Regions from separate parts of the Homo sapiens genome. Here region 2 is linked to region 1. Evidence: read pairs that join two places in POLR2A ChIA-PET (ENCODE). Cell type or tissue: A673. All regions are shown on one strand.

What was found. Peaks named below come from ENCODE experiments on the same cell type or tissue, not always from the same donor. Only the 100,000 strongest peaks of a DNase experiment are listed, where the experiment ranks them.
Region 2: POLR2A ChIA-PET joins it to region 1 with 13 read pairs; 1 of 35 experiments calls an interaction of 5 or more read pairs at or near these places.

What each region holds. Positions count from the first base shown.
Region 1 is chr13:60,096,821-60,104,820 of GRCh38, forward strand. All of the region lies in intron 3 of DIAPH3 (diaphanous related formin 3), which reads right to left. Among named protein-coding and RNA genes, the nearest start is that of DIAPH3-AS2, 44 kb to the right of the region's middle. In A673, no CTCF peak of the experiment used is centred here; DNase peaks (open chromatin) are centred at 3,021 and 3,401; H3K4me3 peaks cover 306 bases; H3K27ac peaks cover 8,000 bases.
Region 2 is chr13:59,832,585-59,840,584 of GRCh38, forward strand. It overlaps DIAPH3 (diaphanous related formin 3), which reads right to left. Exons shown (of 28, transcript NM_001042517.2): 23 at 6,740-6,864; 24 at 523-687. Among named protein-coding and RNA genes, the nearest start is that of DIAPH3-AS1, 180 kb to the right of the region's middle. In A673, no CTCF peak of the experiment used is centred here; a DNase peak (open chromatin) is centred at 4,727; H3K4me3 peaks cover 640 bases; H3K27ac peaks cover 5,785 bases.

The DNA.
Region 1 (8,000 bases):
CAGCCTCCAACTGAGTTTCACCAACAACTTCCCTGGTTTTGAAAACTTGGGGCCTTAACTGAGCCACGCTGCTGACTTCCCTGGTTCTCCAGCTTGCAGATAGCATACTGTAGGACTTCTTGCCCTTTATAATCATGTGAGCCAGTTCTCCTAATAAATCCCCTCTCATATAGACAGGCAGGCATCCTATTGGTTCTGTTTCTCTGGAGAACTCTGACTAGTAGTGATACATCTGGAATTAAGGGAGAAACCCAAAATTCTCCCAGCTGCTTCCTCTGGTTTATCCCACCTCTTTTGCCTAAATATGGCACTCGCCTTCCTGACAAAAGTATGATGACAGTCCTAGTATAAAAAACCAAAAGGAAACAAATAATACTTGCTCTAATTTGGATGTTATCCCATGCAAATCTCATATTTAAATTTGATCCCCAATGTTGGAAGTAGGGCCTAGTGGGACGTGTCTGGGTCATGGGTGCAGCTCCCTCATGAATAGATTAATGACCTTCCTGGGGTGGGGGCGATTGAGTTCTTGCCCTATTAATTCCCATGAGAGCAGGCTGTTTATAAGAGTTTGGAACCTCCCCACCACCTTCTCCCTTGCCTCCTCTCTCACCATGTGATCTCTGCACACACCAGCTTTTTCTTGTCTTTCATCATGAGTGGAAGCTCCCTGAGGCCCTCACCAAAAGCAGATGCTGGTCCCATGCTTCTTGTACAGCTTGCAGAACTGACAGCCAAATAAACCTCTTTTTTAAATTATTCAGCCTCAGGTATTCCTTTATGGCAACATAAAAATGGACTAAGACAACAATACAAAAGTTTGGAATCAACTACATAACACCCTAAACTTTTGTGGGATACCCACTAGGCATGTAACTTCATCTAACAGGTCATCCTCCATATTTCCAGGAGGAAATGGCATTTGAAAGCGTAAGAAAAGCTCTGCCCTTTAAAAAAGAAAAAAAAAAAGAGAGAGAGAGAGAGAAATAAGGGGGCAGTAGAGAGAAAATATGCATGAAAGCATGAGGGGTATGGTATTATTAGAATATATTTTGAATTTCTATTTATGGAAAACAAGGCTGAAAGAAGAAAACTCCATGAGGCAGTGGCACTTAACTTCTGGGGGTCACGAAGTCCTTAGAAAATTTATTGGGAGCTTTTTTTCCTAAAAAATGCATATCCATATTTTATGTTGCAATTCCAGAAGGGTGAAGCATCTCCCAAGGCTATCTAAGAAACTGGACTTGGTGAAGGTCAGTGGGGGAGAAGTGAGCAAGTTATCATTTTTTATGTTTCTTAGTTTATATTTCCTCAAAATTATCATGTTGTATCTCCATTATCTAAGGTCAGTTTCCCTTAAAAGCAGAGCCTGAAACAGGGATTCAGGTGCAGGTGGGGCTGCTCTCAGGATAAGAAAGTAAAGGAGGTAAGACAAAAGAGGAAAAAAGACATACTAAAGGTGGCCTCTGGTGGATTCTCACTTCACCCTGAGATGCACCACAGTCAGGATAGCCTGGTAGCAGAAACCAGCCTCAACAACCTCAAGTTAGTCATCAGCTGCAGAATCCTAGTTCTGATGAGGGCAAATCTCTGGAGAAAGGGGCATCTATAAGCTATTAGAAGCCAACACTCATCACCTGGGGCATGGGTGCACCAGCCTGGTAAAAAGGAGCTGGGAGGGGGTACTAAAAGTACCTACTATACCATCTGAAAATAATTTACTTGATATTAAAATAAGACTTCTTTCAAATTGAAAGAATAAATATAGAAACAAATTGAACAGAATAAATTGAACAGAATAAATATAGAAACACATATAGCTGACCTTAAAAAAAAAGGCAATATAAACTATTGTGTATTAACTCCTCCTTCCATTCAAACACAGGTCAGTAAAACATGCTGCTTTACTGTGCTACCACACTACATAGGTACAAAATGACACTGCAGACACAGATTGTAAAACGGCTCTAAAATGGCTGTTTACCTCAATATATCAGTATGCTGATATATGTACGTATCTCATTAAATATCTATTATAGGTAAAATACTGAACAGGAAATACAAAGTAAACATAAATACATAAGGCTCAGTGAGTAATCTGAATGAGGTTAAAATTTCCATGGATATATGAAATAAATCTCTACCCTTTAAATGGAAAAATCTTATCAACTGGCTATTGGGCTGAATATATCACACTCAAAAACATCATTTGCCAAGTCACCTATTCAAAATTTTAATCTCTCTGAAGAGCATATTATTGTTTTTGATGTTAAAGTTCTATTAAAAAGTTCTATTAATATGTTAGTAATATACATTATGAATTATCTCATTCATAGTACTCCTTAATATACAGATGCTCAACTTACAATGGGGTTATGTCCCAAAAAAGCCATTAAAAATTGAAATGCAGAAATGCATTTAATACACCTAACCTACTGCATGTCACAGCTCAGCCTAGCCTCCCTTAAACATCCTCAGAACACTTACATTGGCCTACAGTTGGACAAAATAATCTAACACAAATGCTATTTTATAATAACATTTTGAATACACAGATGCACATTTTGTAGACATGGTGGGATGCGAAAACACAAAGCACAATATCCAAAAAATGCTGGGGACACAGTACAGTCAGTTGTTCAGCCTAATGATTGCATGGCTGACAGGGGAGCTGCAGCTCTCAGTTGCTGCCCCACGTCACAAGAGAGTGTCAAACTGCATATAGCTAGCCCAGGAAAAAGATCAAAATTCAAAGTACAGTCTCTACCGAATGCATGTTGCTTTCACCACTGTAAAGTCGAAAAATCGTTAAATCGAACCACTATATGTTGGGGACCACTCTCGGCTTGCCAGGGGAAACCGAGTTGCAACAGCAAAAAAAATAGTTTCCCTTTGGCCAATTACTTTCTAATTAAAATCTATATCTAAACAGAATCACTGTGCTGATCTGACTAGCACTAGGAACAGATTTCAGAAGTACAATACTTGGAAAGCTTTTTTTTTCATTCAATACGTGGGAACACAGCTATGTCATCCAAAAAGACTAGAATTAAAAAGACCAAATTAATGTGGTACCAGAAAGTAAGAGAAGGAAGGAAGGAAGGAAGGAAGGAAGGAAGGAAGGAAGGAAGGAAGGAAGGAAGGAAGGAAGGAAAGTCAAAAGGACATGAGCCAAACTGAAAGAGCTGTTAAGTGGCCAAAACTAGAACAATTTGAAAAATAAAATGATAGTATTAGATTATAACCTAAAAAGCAAAATAAATTGAGGAGATACTTTAAGACTGTGCAGATATCCTTTTTCTCCTTAATTATAGAGGGGAAATACTAACTTTACAAGGGAAGAAGCTGGCAGATGCCACCTTAACAAAGTTGTCCAGGCTAACACCACAAATAATAGGACATATTGATATTTCAAACCTCCAGCTATGATATAATGAGAAGGCTGATCACCTCTGTGGTATTTATCCCAAAATAGATCTCAATCTAATCACAAGGAAAAAAAAAGTCAGGCAAACCCAAATTGAGAGCACCCTACAAAATAACTAACCATAACTTTTCAAAAGTATCAAGCTCATAAAAGATAAGGAACTGTCATTGACTGGAAGAGACATGACAAATAAATGCAAGATGTGATCCTGGATTAGATCCTGGAAGAAAAAAAAGACATGGGTGGGAAAGCTGGCAAAATCTGAAGCAAGTCTGTAGTTTAGTTAGCAATATCGTCTCAGTATTCAATTCTTAGTTTTAATAATTGTACTAATGTTATATAAGATGTAAACATTAGAGGTAGTTTGGTGAAAGGTATACAAGAATTCTCTATACTATTTTTGCAATTCTTCTATAAGTCTAAAATTATTTCAAAATAAAGAGTTATTTTAAAAGACTAAATTGAAATATTTTAATAGAACTTTTTATAAATAACTTGGGGTAAAAAAAGAAAAACAGAACATCATTATTAAAAAAAAAAAGAAGTTTTTTTATATCCCCTAAATAAAAAGAAGAGGTTTGTAGAATATTCGGCTATAGTAAATACACACTGAATTGAGGGAGGAAAGGAGACTAAGGAAACCACAATCAAGACAAATCCAAGGGTCCTGAGAGGAAGGGTTAAGTAGGTCAGACACAGGTAACAGAATTCCATTCAAAACACAAACTTCTCCAACTGTTTACATTTCCTCCTATTTTCATTCCAAACCTGCTCTATGCACTGACCTTCTCACCCATTCTCCCAGAACCATTTTACAAAGACCTCTAGTACTCCTGTAATCTTAAACTATGGTCAAATTCTTGAGCCAGGCACTGTGCTAAACATTCATAAGCATTACTTAATTAATCCTCAGTAACTTGAGGTATGTCCTCTTTATTGAGGAGAGAGCTGAGGTTTAGGAAAATTCTGTAAGTTGACCATGGTTCTTTAACTTAGATTTAAACTCTGTTCTATCTCATCTCCCTCATTCTTATTTCCATATTATTTATCTATGTTATCATCTAAAGTCCGATTTCCTTGGGGCTAGTAACATCTGACTGAACACTTCCACTGCCATCAACTTGGGTTGATTCCTCTGACACTCCACACCTTGCTATCACCCACAATGGCCCTAAAGCAAGCTTGTCCAGATTGCACCCAGGACGGTTCTGAATGTGGCCCAACATAAATTCAAACCACTTTCTTAAACCACCATGAGATATTTTTGCGATTTCTTTTTTTTTTTTTTAGCTCATCAGCTATCAAAAGTGTTAGTGTATTTTAGTTGCGGTCCAAGACAAGTCTTCTTCCAATGTGGCCCAGGGAAGCCAAAAGATTGGGCACCCCTGCCCTAGAGTGTCCTTGGCTTCCTTGCCAATGCAAGCTTCACTTCCACTGTCCTCAGCTACAGTCCTAATGACCACACCTGGACCTTTTCATTATCTAAAACCTGTCCACCACAGGCATCATCAGAATCTCCATAATCCTTATCTCTGACCTCAATCTTCCATCTTGCCACTTCTCCCACTCCCAAACCATCTTTTTCTTGGCCCCAGTAAAAACCTCCAGTTTCTTGACCCTTCCATTTTCTTCCAATGCAGGCCACTGTTGATTCATCAATTCTTACAACATTTATGGCAAATCTTACTAGTCTCTCTCTTTTCACATTTCATATGGTACTTATTTCAAACCTTAGCTATTTTCAGGAACTGTGAAACTACTACTTCTGCCTATCACCCTCAGTAAATAAATTTCAATTCCCTATATGAAAAGAAAGCTATAATTCCATTTTCTGCTGTTTTACCATTTTATTTGCACACTACTATCTTTCCCTACCCAACCAATGCATTTATCCAAAGACATTCCTATTCATTTATGCTCGAGATCCCTTTTCCTCCCACCTCAAGAAAGGGCATTACACATCGATTATCCTCTTCTATTTTATTTCACTAAATTCTCTCAGTTGGTTGAGTATCAATATGTAAGCAAGTTAATCTTTAATGGATTAAAATTAAACAAAAAAACTTCCCTCAACTCTGGCTCTTTATATGTAACTCTTTTCTCCCTCACCGATAACATTTAATAGAAATATTTCTATACTTGCTGCCTCTTTCACCGTGCATGGAACATAATGGTCACTTTTTAAATATTTGCTAAATAAAGAAGATGTCAGAAAAGTTCTCAAATAGAATTTGCTCATCCTATTTTAGGACAAACATGAGATGCAGGTAAGCTTCTGGGAGATGGAACTGAAGCTGGAGATGATACAGCCCCAGACTAGAACACTGAGCAATTGCTGCTCCTAAGAAGATTCTCAAGAATCTTCAGATAACAGTTACGGGAATAAGTTCCAACTCTGGAGGTAGAAATCTTCAGGTCGTGGCACTGACACAAAGATGGCCAAGCTAAAATCCATCACTTTTTCAGAGAACACTAGCAGACCCACACTAAACCTCAGTGACCTAGAACAGAGTCAATATAACGACTGACCCCTGCCAAGTAGTACCTGGTTGAGGAATGAATGGGGTCAAGGTCCCTTCCAGACTCACTTCATCATCTATTCCAAACTTCCAAACTTGTGACCTTGTGTGGTGCTGTGTCCATCCAGAATGAAAGCATACACCTATTCTGTAACTTGCACAAGGACACCAAATTAGTCAGCGGCAGCCCTTACCTGGAAACCAGGTCAATCAAGCAACTTTTAAGATATTCCCAAAGAGTCTTCCTACAAGTTGCATGGGGCCAGAAGTTCCCACACACCAGCAAATTGCCAGTTTGCTACTGTTTTTAGGGACCCTAACTCCCTACTAGACTGATTTTTTAAAAATAGTACCAAATAAATATTTTTCACATTTTATTAGCAAAACCGAGGTGGGGGGGAAATATGTAACTTAGTACCTGTGCACACACATGCAACTCGTTGGAGCACTAAGGCACAATCAAGCAGAGAACAGCAATGAGAGAGTGGACATTTTTCCAACTGAATTACACACGTTAGACTCAATATTTTCATTCATGGCTGTGGATTTTGCAAGACAGCATGCTCATTAAATTTACATACATCAAGTTGAGCGGGACAGTTAACACCACAGAGAGTCAGATTAAATTTAAAATGATTGACTATTTGCAGAATTAAGTGAATATATACAAGCAGCAAGTTGCTGAAGATGGTCAGGTGGAAGGATATTCAACCAAAAAGGAAAAACACTACAGACAGGCAGAGCATGACTAGCATTACAAAATGGATATGGGAAATACAGTATTATAATGGACCAATAAGCATAATATTGGAAAATAAAAATTAGAAGCACTGCAATAGCAAAACCAAACATTTATTCCTATTAAGTCAACAGCAATCATCTAATTTCAATAACATTATGTTTTGTTTTAGGGGTTAAAGCCAACATAATTATTCTTGGTAGCAGTCTCTGTTTTGCCAGCATTATATTATTAAAGCCACAAATTGGTTAAGCATCTTAAGAGGTCCACAAAGATCCCCTAATTCCCTCTCTTGTGACAGAGCTCAACATCATATAAGCACAATTTTATCCAGAGTTCTGCTAAAAGTGTAATTCTGTTCTTAACTACATTTGAATTCATCTTTGACATCACACAATATCAAACGGTCAAGCTTTTCATTACACTAAGGTTTTTACTACCATGAATGGCTTAGTGCCAAATAAAAAAAAACAGAAGATTTCATGACCTCATTCAAGGTCATTATACACTGTTGAACAGGGCAGACTAAATGAATCTTATCTAGTTCTGCAATTTAATAAATTTTATTGGGTTTAGACATAATTAGAAAACTAAAAGATAAATACTACCAAGAACCTGGAACTTAGAATTAACTTTATTACTACTTTTCTATATTCAAGATGTCTATAAATACATTGAAGCTATAAAATAGCTTAAAACAGCTATAAAATATTTTGCCTATCAGCTTTACTATGTCCTTATATAAACCTTTAAATAATCATTTTTAACAGAAATATGATTATTTAAAAGTTATATTTTTTGGTTTTACCAATAGTGGGGTTGAATTTCCACTGTACTATCCAGTAGACACTGGATTACTCAATTCCCATTAAAATTAAAAGAAAGTCAGATGGCTAGCTCATTAATAGAACAGCAGCCAAAGAATGACATTTACCCAGAGACTGATAATGAACTCATAAACACTATTTTTTGGCCAAATATTCTAACTGGAGAATATGGGAAGAGTGTAAACTATCTTAATTGAAAAACAAATTTCAGTTTATCCTAATGCAGTATCAAGGCACACACACACACACACACACACACACACGATGAGAAAAAAAGAAATTTAAATATCACTTTTCTTTCATATACTGTAAATTTTAGCAGAACAGACAAGAAGAGAGCTGAATATTCAGAAAGCTGCACAACTCTAATTTATTCTGGAATGTAACCTTGCCAGAATTGTTCAAGTGTATGCATAAGCACCTACAATCACAAACAACTGCTGTGTAATCCTGCAGATAAGAACACTGCCAGTGATTGGCCAGGCGCG
Region 2 (8,000 bases), 260 kb before region 1:
ATTTTTAATGCCTAAATGAAAGGATTCCACATCAAAGACCTGACCTCCCTATTAAAGTATCCTAAAGGAAACCCTACGAATGTAAAACCTATTCAAAGGCAAATTGCGTGTAGCTTATTGTACAATGCATTAAGGAAAAAAAGCCTTACAAAAGCTGCAAGGAATTTGGTAAAATTATATCACAAAAATATAAACTGATCTTGAAGTATAAAGAAACAAATTCATAGCCAAAAACTTATTACAGAAGTGCTCTGTAATTAGCCAGCAAGGGAGTCTTTATGAAGAACTTCAGAATTTGTCACTTTTTCAATCAAAATGTCTGATTACAGCTTAATGTTGGAAAGGCCAAAAGGAGAACAAACCATACATTTTTCAATAGATTTTTAAATCTGAAATTTTATAGCTTTCAAAATCAGAAAAGATAGGTTTTCCTACAGCAACAAGAGTAGAACGATGTAATGAGATAATAGATAAGATAGTATAAATAAAAAAACTTTTTAAAAAACAATTTTTTTACCATACCATGAATGTGGTTCTGAAGTTATTCAGGTCAGTAAGAAAGTCTTCCACAGACACCTTCTTCACATCAATGGCATAGTATCCTATTATACTCTGGTATAACTTTTCCATGTTTTCGTGTAACTTCGAAAGTGTCTCATATTGTTCTTTTGCACTGATAACAAATCTGTATACTATAGTTAAGGTATTCTGAAATTTACAAAGTAATGCTTTGGGGGCAGGGGGAACTCTGTAAATCCAATGTTTTAGTCTAATAGCCACCATTACTATATTTCCAAAATTCTAAAATTACTTCTAATAGTTGACCATTCTTAAAGTCAGTCTATACTACATAGCAACAAAATCTTAAATTCAATTTCCAATTAACTTTGGGAAATCATTAGAAAAGATTTATATATTTAATATTTCTCTTTAACAAGTTTAAAAAATCTTTCTTCCAACTTACTATAATAATATAATATGCAGATCATACAATATGATTTAAAATTATAGTTCAGTAGTTGCAGCTGAATAATTGCAATGATATTGAAATCAACAGTACAAGCATTAAACACAACAGTTAAATTGGACATCTTGGGATCAATTTCTAGCTCCTATACTTGGTAATAGTGTGCCTGTGGGCAAGTGCCTTCATGTCTCTGTGCTTCAATTTCCTCATCTGTAAAATGGGAACAATAATATCACCAACTCACAGGGCTATTGAGAGGACTAAATGAGCTAACACATGCAAAGTTCTCAGAAAAGTGGGCATTTAGTAGCACACAAAAATACTTGTTATCATCATCCCTCACTTATTTTAAACTTTAAGGTTCTAAAAGCAAACAAAATTTTAAGAGTTAAACTGAAAACTTCTCCCATTATCTAACCAAATTAGTGTTCCAACTTCTCTTAGAAAACTGGTATATAATTTCTTTATGCATTAGATTATTAAAAATTATGATTACACACACAGGCACACACATATAGAAACGTTCTTCTCTCACTCATGACAATATATTTCAAAACACACTGAAATTAAGAAGATGAATTTAATGTGAATGTGACAGCCACTGACATTAGAAAACATTTTCTAAATAAACAATGAAATTTTTTTTCTTGTGTGGCAAATTGCTAATGCAGTCAGATATAACATCACTATACCATATCCAGAAAAAATGATTCTTTTAGAGCATCACTCATAATTGCCTATGGCTCCTTTAAATTAACATTTAACGAAATGGAACATAGTTAAATTTGCAGAAGTCCTTTTACTAACTTTGACTAGCCATTAGCAAAATTTAAAACAAATAAAAAACAGTATTCAGGCAGGCCAAGAGAAAGAAGCTAAAAATGGAATTTTTATATCTAAAATTTTTTTGGCCCACAATTTCAAAAAGATATGGTTCTTCTGGCCAGAACTTACATCAGTAGAGGATGAAATAAGGAAACTGATGCAGGTCCTTTTCTTTGAGAAAAATAATGAAAGACCAAGGAAAAAAGAGACAGCACTACTGCCAGGTAGGGAGTAAATGTAGGCTAGCATATGAAAGAATTCTAATTCTTCATCATCATCTTCATCTAAAAGAAAATGCAAATGTAGTTAGCTGTCCTTGTGCAAACTGTTAAACTCCAACTTCTGTATTCGTCAAGAGCTTTGGAAAAATACGTGAGATACTCAACAAAATAAACATTTCATAAAATTCATTATAAAAATATTGATATAAGCCCAATTACTTGATGTTTTGGGAAATCTATTTTGTTTTCCTTTACCAACACTGAGGCCAAATTCTCATGAATTTCTACTAGAATCACTGTCATCTTCCCATTTGAGAGGTAGATAACAACCAGATCTGTGTTTACATGCATTGAACCACAAGTGTTAAGTGTTGGCCAGCTATGACTTGGAATTCTACTCCTGGTATGCCAGTATTGCTCATTACCAAACCACCTACCACAAATATATCCCACATTTATTTTTAGGTCATACTGCCTTTATTACAGTTCTGTCACTGAGGATGCCCATAACTTCCATTAACATACTTTATAAGGATCAGCATCATTCAGTCCTATGTGTCTAATATATTTCATAGACTTTCTTAAGTACACAGGATCCAGCAAGCCATTCAGTAAGTATTATCTGAGTTCCACTGTATTCTAGGCACTAGGAAAAACAGTAGCTAACAAGTCAGGCAAAGTCCTTGCTGTCAAGAAACATTTTAGAGTATGGAGACAGATAATAAACAAATGAATCAGATTTTTAACATAGTAATAAGTATGATGTAGAAAAAAAATATGATATTACGTAGAGTGACAGAGGTTAGGTAGTTAAAATCTTGGCTAAGAAAGTGAGATTGACTAAAACAACAGAGGCTTGACTGTTAAAGAGCAGTGAGCTGTCCATTGGGTAGTACTCCCTTGTAGGTATAAGACTTCAGAAAATGAAAAGATTATTATAAATTTGGGGACTCAGAGAGAATTAAGAACAGCACATTTAATGCTAGTTTTAAAAGTCTGCTAAGAAGGAATTAAGTGGAACACAGGCAAGAAAGAAAGAACAGAAGAAGAAAAGGAGAAGAAAGTGAGAAGACTAATTCAAGAGAAGAAAAATCTGCTACAATAAATCACCCAATTGCCCCACTTCCCACTCTTACAACTGGGCCGTGTATTATACAAGTTTACATTTCATCCATTCCAATCTTCTATTTTACTTCCTAGTCGCCACAGTTCAAAGTTCAACATACTAAATTCCTTTATCTGAAAAATGCTGTACATTATGCAGTGTAGAATATAGATATAAGTAAATCTTTCTCTCAATGAATTTACTGGGCTGGCTTTAGCATCTACCCAGTGATTTCAGAAGTTTCTAAAGCATTGCTATATAGAATAACACACAAAAAAAGTGTGAAAATAAAGTGGGATTTCAATGAACAAATTTAAAGAATATAACATGGAAAGGAGTCAAGTAACTTGTCACATAAGTTGTAATAAATACAGAAATATATAAATGTCTAGCAAAATAAGTTTTTCTGAAAGACTCAGGAGAGGGAGTAGGAAGAAAATAGAAAGGCAAGTGCTCAGGCAAGAAGAATTTCAAGTGCAATGCTCCAAATTCTATTTGTTCTTCTCCTTAAAATAAGACATATCACAGAATTTAAAGATCATGAGAAAGGAACAAGCACTACATGACACAAATCCTGGCATATTCTTAATTTTCTCACCGATAAAAATTTAGTAAGTACGTACACCTCACATATAATAGCTTGCATGTAACAATACTGATATACATTGAATTTGGTTTCACATTTTTCAAGCAAGTAGTTACTGTGGAAATATTCAATTCTAATTAAGGCTCTGACTAGACTTAGCAAGTGGGAGGTAATAATTATTACTAAAATGTCAATGATATTTGAAATAATAGTGCATCCTTTTTAAAGGATGCACTAAATTCAATTTTTTAATATTAAGCAGTATATGTAAAGAGTAAGCATACACAGAAAGAATAAAAATACAACATACTATCATCGAGTGCTATTAGTAAAATTTCACATTACAATAAAATTGTATCTTAATAATTTAAAACAATTCAATTAATTGATTTAACAGTTCACTAAATTATAATTATTTAAGTACGTACTTGTAAGATACATTGTTAACAAATTTAAAAATACACATATTCTTCCAGAATTGGTGAATGAACCAAACATTTGATATGTACCTCGATGAATAAGCATTTCAATGAAAAACATGAACAAAGTTTAAGTGGTTAATAACAAACTTTAAGTATATTTTATTCATTGTGCATTTTAGCTTCCAAATTCTTCAATTTTTTAACATCTAAGAAGCTCACAATTTGCCATTTTAATAAGATCTGTATAAATGCATTTAATATGCAAAATCTGACATGTCAGTCCTAATTAATGTAAACAAAGACTCGCAATGAATGAATTTAATTACTTCGAAACTAGTATGTCTAACTAAGATGAAAAGCAAACGAGTGCAATCTAATCTCAGCAAAGAATATTTATGATTATAAGCTTTGTCAATAGCAAAGTGCACCAACTGTTCATATATCTGACTTCCAAGAGATACATGAATGCTAATCAGTTCATTAGAGGCTTCTAGGTTGTGATATTTAATGACAGGATGTAGTAGCTTTCTTGTCCATGGAGTATAATTGTACTCAGAATGAAAAATTGTTTCCAACAAAGCATCATCCTTCCTGTTTCTGATTTCCTGCTGGTTGCTTTTTATGAGCCGCATACCTTTCAAGAAGCCGACATCATTCAGTTTCTTGTGTCATATAAATCCAAGTATAGATATGTCCTGAGATCGTGTGCTAAGCAAGATTCTACAACCTTTACTCCAAGCTCAGGAATTCATCTTGGTTCTATAAACCTGAGCTTCATAATTAGTGCATTCACAGTGTACTACCAGAAGCTACATGCAAGCAAAATCTTTTCTGAACTGCTTTATATCTATAGGGAACAATAATAAGTAGTTCAATTAACAGTACTTAGTTATTAACAAACTGTCACATATGAATATTTTAACATGATAAAATTAAGAAAAAAGCTAAGAATGATGAAACATATAACTGCAATAATATATTTATTTTAGAAAGCACACTTTGTCATATGAGAAGGTAGTACAAAAAAATTTTTGATGAATACAGATTTCACCTTTACTTAAAAAGAAAAAAAAAAAAAAAGCCTTACTCAGTAGGGTGATAAAGGCATCCTCCCTAATGAAATAAGAAACTGGATGGGTGGCAAGATACAAAAGGAAACAAACACGTTAGCCTGAATTGATTGTTGCTGGAGTATATTTTTATGATATTTCCCGACAGAGACAGTGAAGGAAGCTAAAACTCAACTAGTTCACAATTAAGCTGAAAGCATATACAATAAAATCTATGACAAGCCAAATATTAATTTTGTGATTCACTAAATCTCAGGAGAGAAGAGGTAGAAAGAGGAAAAATAGTCATTTTATTTCAAGTACCTCAGTTTAAGATATTAGGAGTGTCTATTTATAAGAGCTCATTTTAGAAGTGAGTTATCTTTCATACAGAATTCATTTGTCCATATGGGATTTTAATAATGCATTGTAGTAATATTTTATTACAACACAAAAGATATCAGTCTGTAATTTCATAAAATGGTTTGCAAAGCAACTCAACATTACTTTCAGGAAATAAAAGTTTATTACTTCAGTTACTCATTAGAGATTAAGCTACAAAGTTAGTGATAATAAAGATAATTGAATACAAAAGAAACCTTAAACAGGACACAAGCCTCATGCTATTAATTATATATGTGTGTGTGTGTGTGTGTGTATGTATATACACACATACATACCGATTTATTTGGGTTAGGAAAATATCAATACAAGTAGTGACTATAATAAACTCCATTTTGATTTTATAACCATCTAGTATTTCTAAAGGAAATATTAAATTTTATGGAGCACAAACTAATTTATAATATATGCCAATTCTTGAAGTTAAGCTGACTAGTTAAACACGTTTATGAAGTCTTGTATCTGCTTCCTCAGACATTTCAAAGGTATCTAAATCACATCATGAGTTTAGAGTCAAACTTCCTCAACCTGAGTTTTAATATCCTTTCAATTCATCATGTACATCAGAAGGAAATAAGGTATATGACAGGGAAAAGATGAGAGAACATACTATTATCTAAGCTGATAAAAAGGAAAAAAATAGAAATTAATGATCATACATTTGTGGGTGGGCGTGGTGGCTCACGCCTATAATCCCAGCACTTTGGGAGGCTGAGGCTGGCAGATCACTTGAGGTCAGGAGGTCGATACCAGTCTGGCGAATATGGTGAAACCCTGTCTCTACTAAAAATACAAAAAAATTAGCTGGGCATGGTGGTGCGTGCCTGTAGGCCCAGCTACTTGAGAGACTGAGGCAGGAGAATTGCTTGAACTTGGGAAGCAGAGGTTGCAGTGAGCCAAGATCATGCCACCGCACTCCAGCCTGGGTTTCAAAAAATAAATAAATAAATAAATAAACAAACAGACAGACAGACAGACATTTGTGTATTATTCATGATTGACAGACACTTTGATAAATTTCCCTGCAAGAAGGCAAAGGTTAAACTTTCTGTAATTTGGCACTACAGAATGATCTCTGGTTACACAAAGACATCTAAAATATTAAATAAATTGTATCTCTAGTTGACTAGTGACTTAAGTTATTTAGCTATCAAAAGGATATGGACATCTTTGTCACAAACTTGTCATGCAAGTCCTCAGGAGGGGGAAAGGTTTCCAATTCCTTCTCAAGCTGTTGAAGCTGCCTTCCCATCTGCCTCAAATTCTTTTCCAGCGTTTCTACAGAGACTAAAAGAGAGTATATTAAATGCCCGGAAAGGACAAAATTATAATATATAAAAGGTAAGACACCCTAGAAACAAAACATTCATGAAAACAACTCACAATAATGTAAGAAAATTCATTATAAAATAAAAATAAATTTCACTTTTAACCTTTCAATTTAAAATCTAGTTATAAAAGAAATTCAGTAAGACAGTCTTTAAAACGTAAGACAAAATTTAAGAAATGCTCACACACACAAATAAACCACACTTCAGAAATAAGTTTCATTAGAATTCTTGACCATTGGAAATACTACAAAATCATCAGTCTATTCAGAGACAAAAAGAAAACATTTTTTAAAATTGGACTGATTTAAATATAATTTGAACATTTTTCAAAATCATCTCTTGACAGGGAACAGTGAGTAGATGGGAAAGATGGGGAAAAGTGTTTTTTATTGTCCAAGCTTATCTACAATGGGAAAGAAAAGGTATCAGAGGCTACTTATAATGACAAATGTCAAGCTTTCTTTGCTGATATCCTGAACACAATTTGTGTTTATTATCTAATAATATTTTTCCTTCTTTGACTTAAAGTGGCTCTCACGGTACACATGAAGAAGAAATGGTAAACCAGGGCACTGTGTCACTATGAGAATATACTAGCCACCCAGCAGAACAGACATTAAGGATCATTTCTGAAAATCTTTTCATAGTCAATTTTATATGACACCAGGAAAAAGATTTAATAGTGCAAAAAGAAGATAGAGTGACCTAAACCAACTTTTAAAATATTTGCTTTAGGTACAAATGAATTCTAGGTTAAAAAAAAATCTATTGTTTTTGTTCAATGTGAACTATATAAAATGATGTTTAAAGAATGAATACAGTAATTCAAGGTAATCTGCCATTCTTAGGATTTGAATTAATCCTGAAGGATTTGAATTAATCCTGAAGAATGGGTGCAATTCAAGTTTTATCTATAAGGATAGGAATATCCTTGGAAGCAATCTAAATGCCCAACAAAATGAAACTGAGTTGTTTTTTTTTTAATTTTAGCTTGGTTCAAAAGAATAAAATAGTAAGGAGACATTAAAAATAATGTGTAAGAATATGAAATGGTGTTTTATTGTTTTTTTAACCTGGTTGTACAGAAAATAA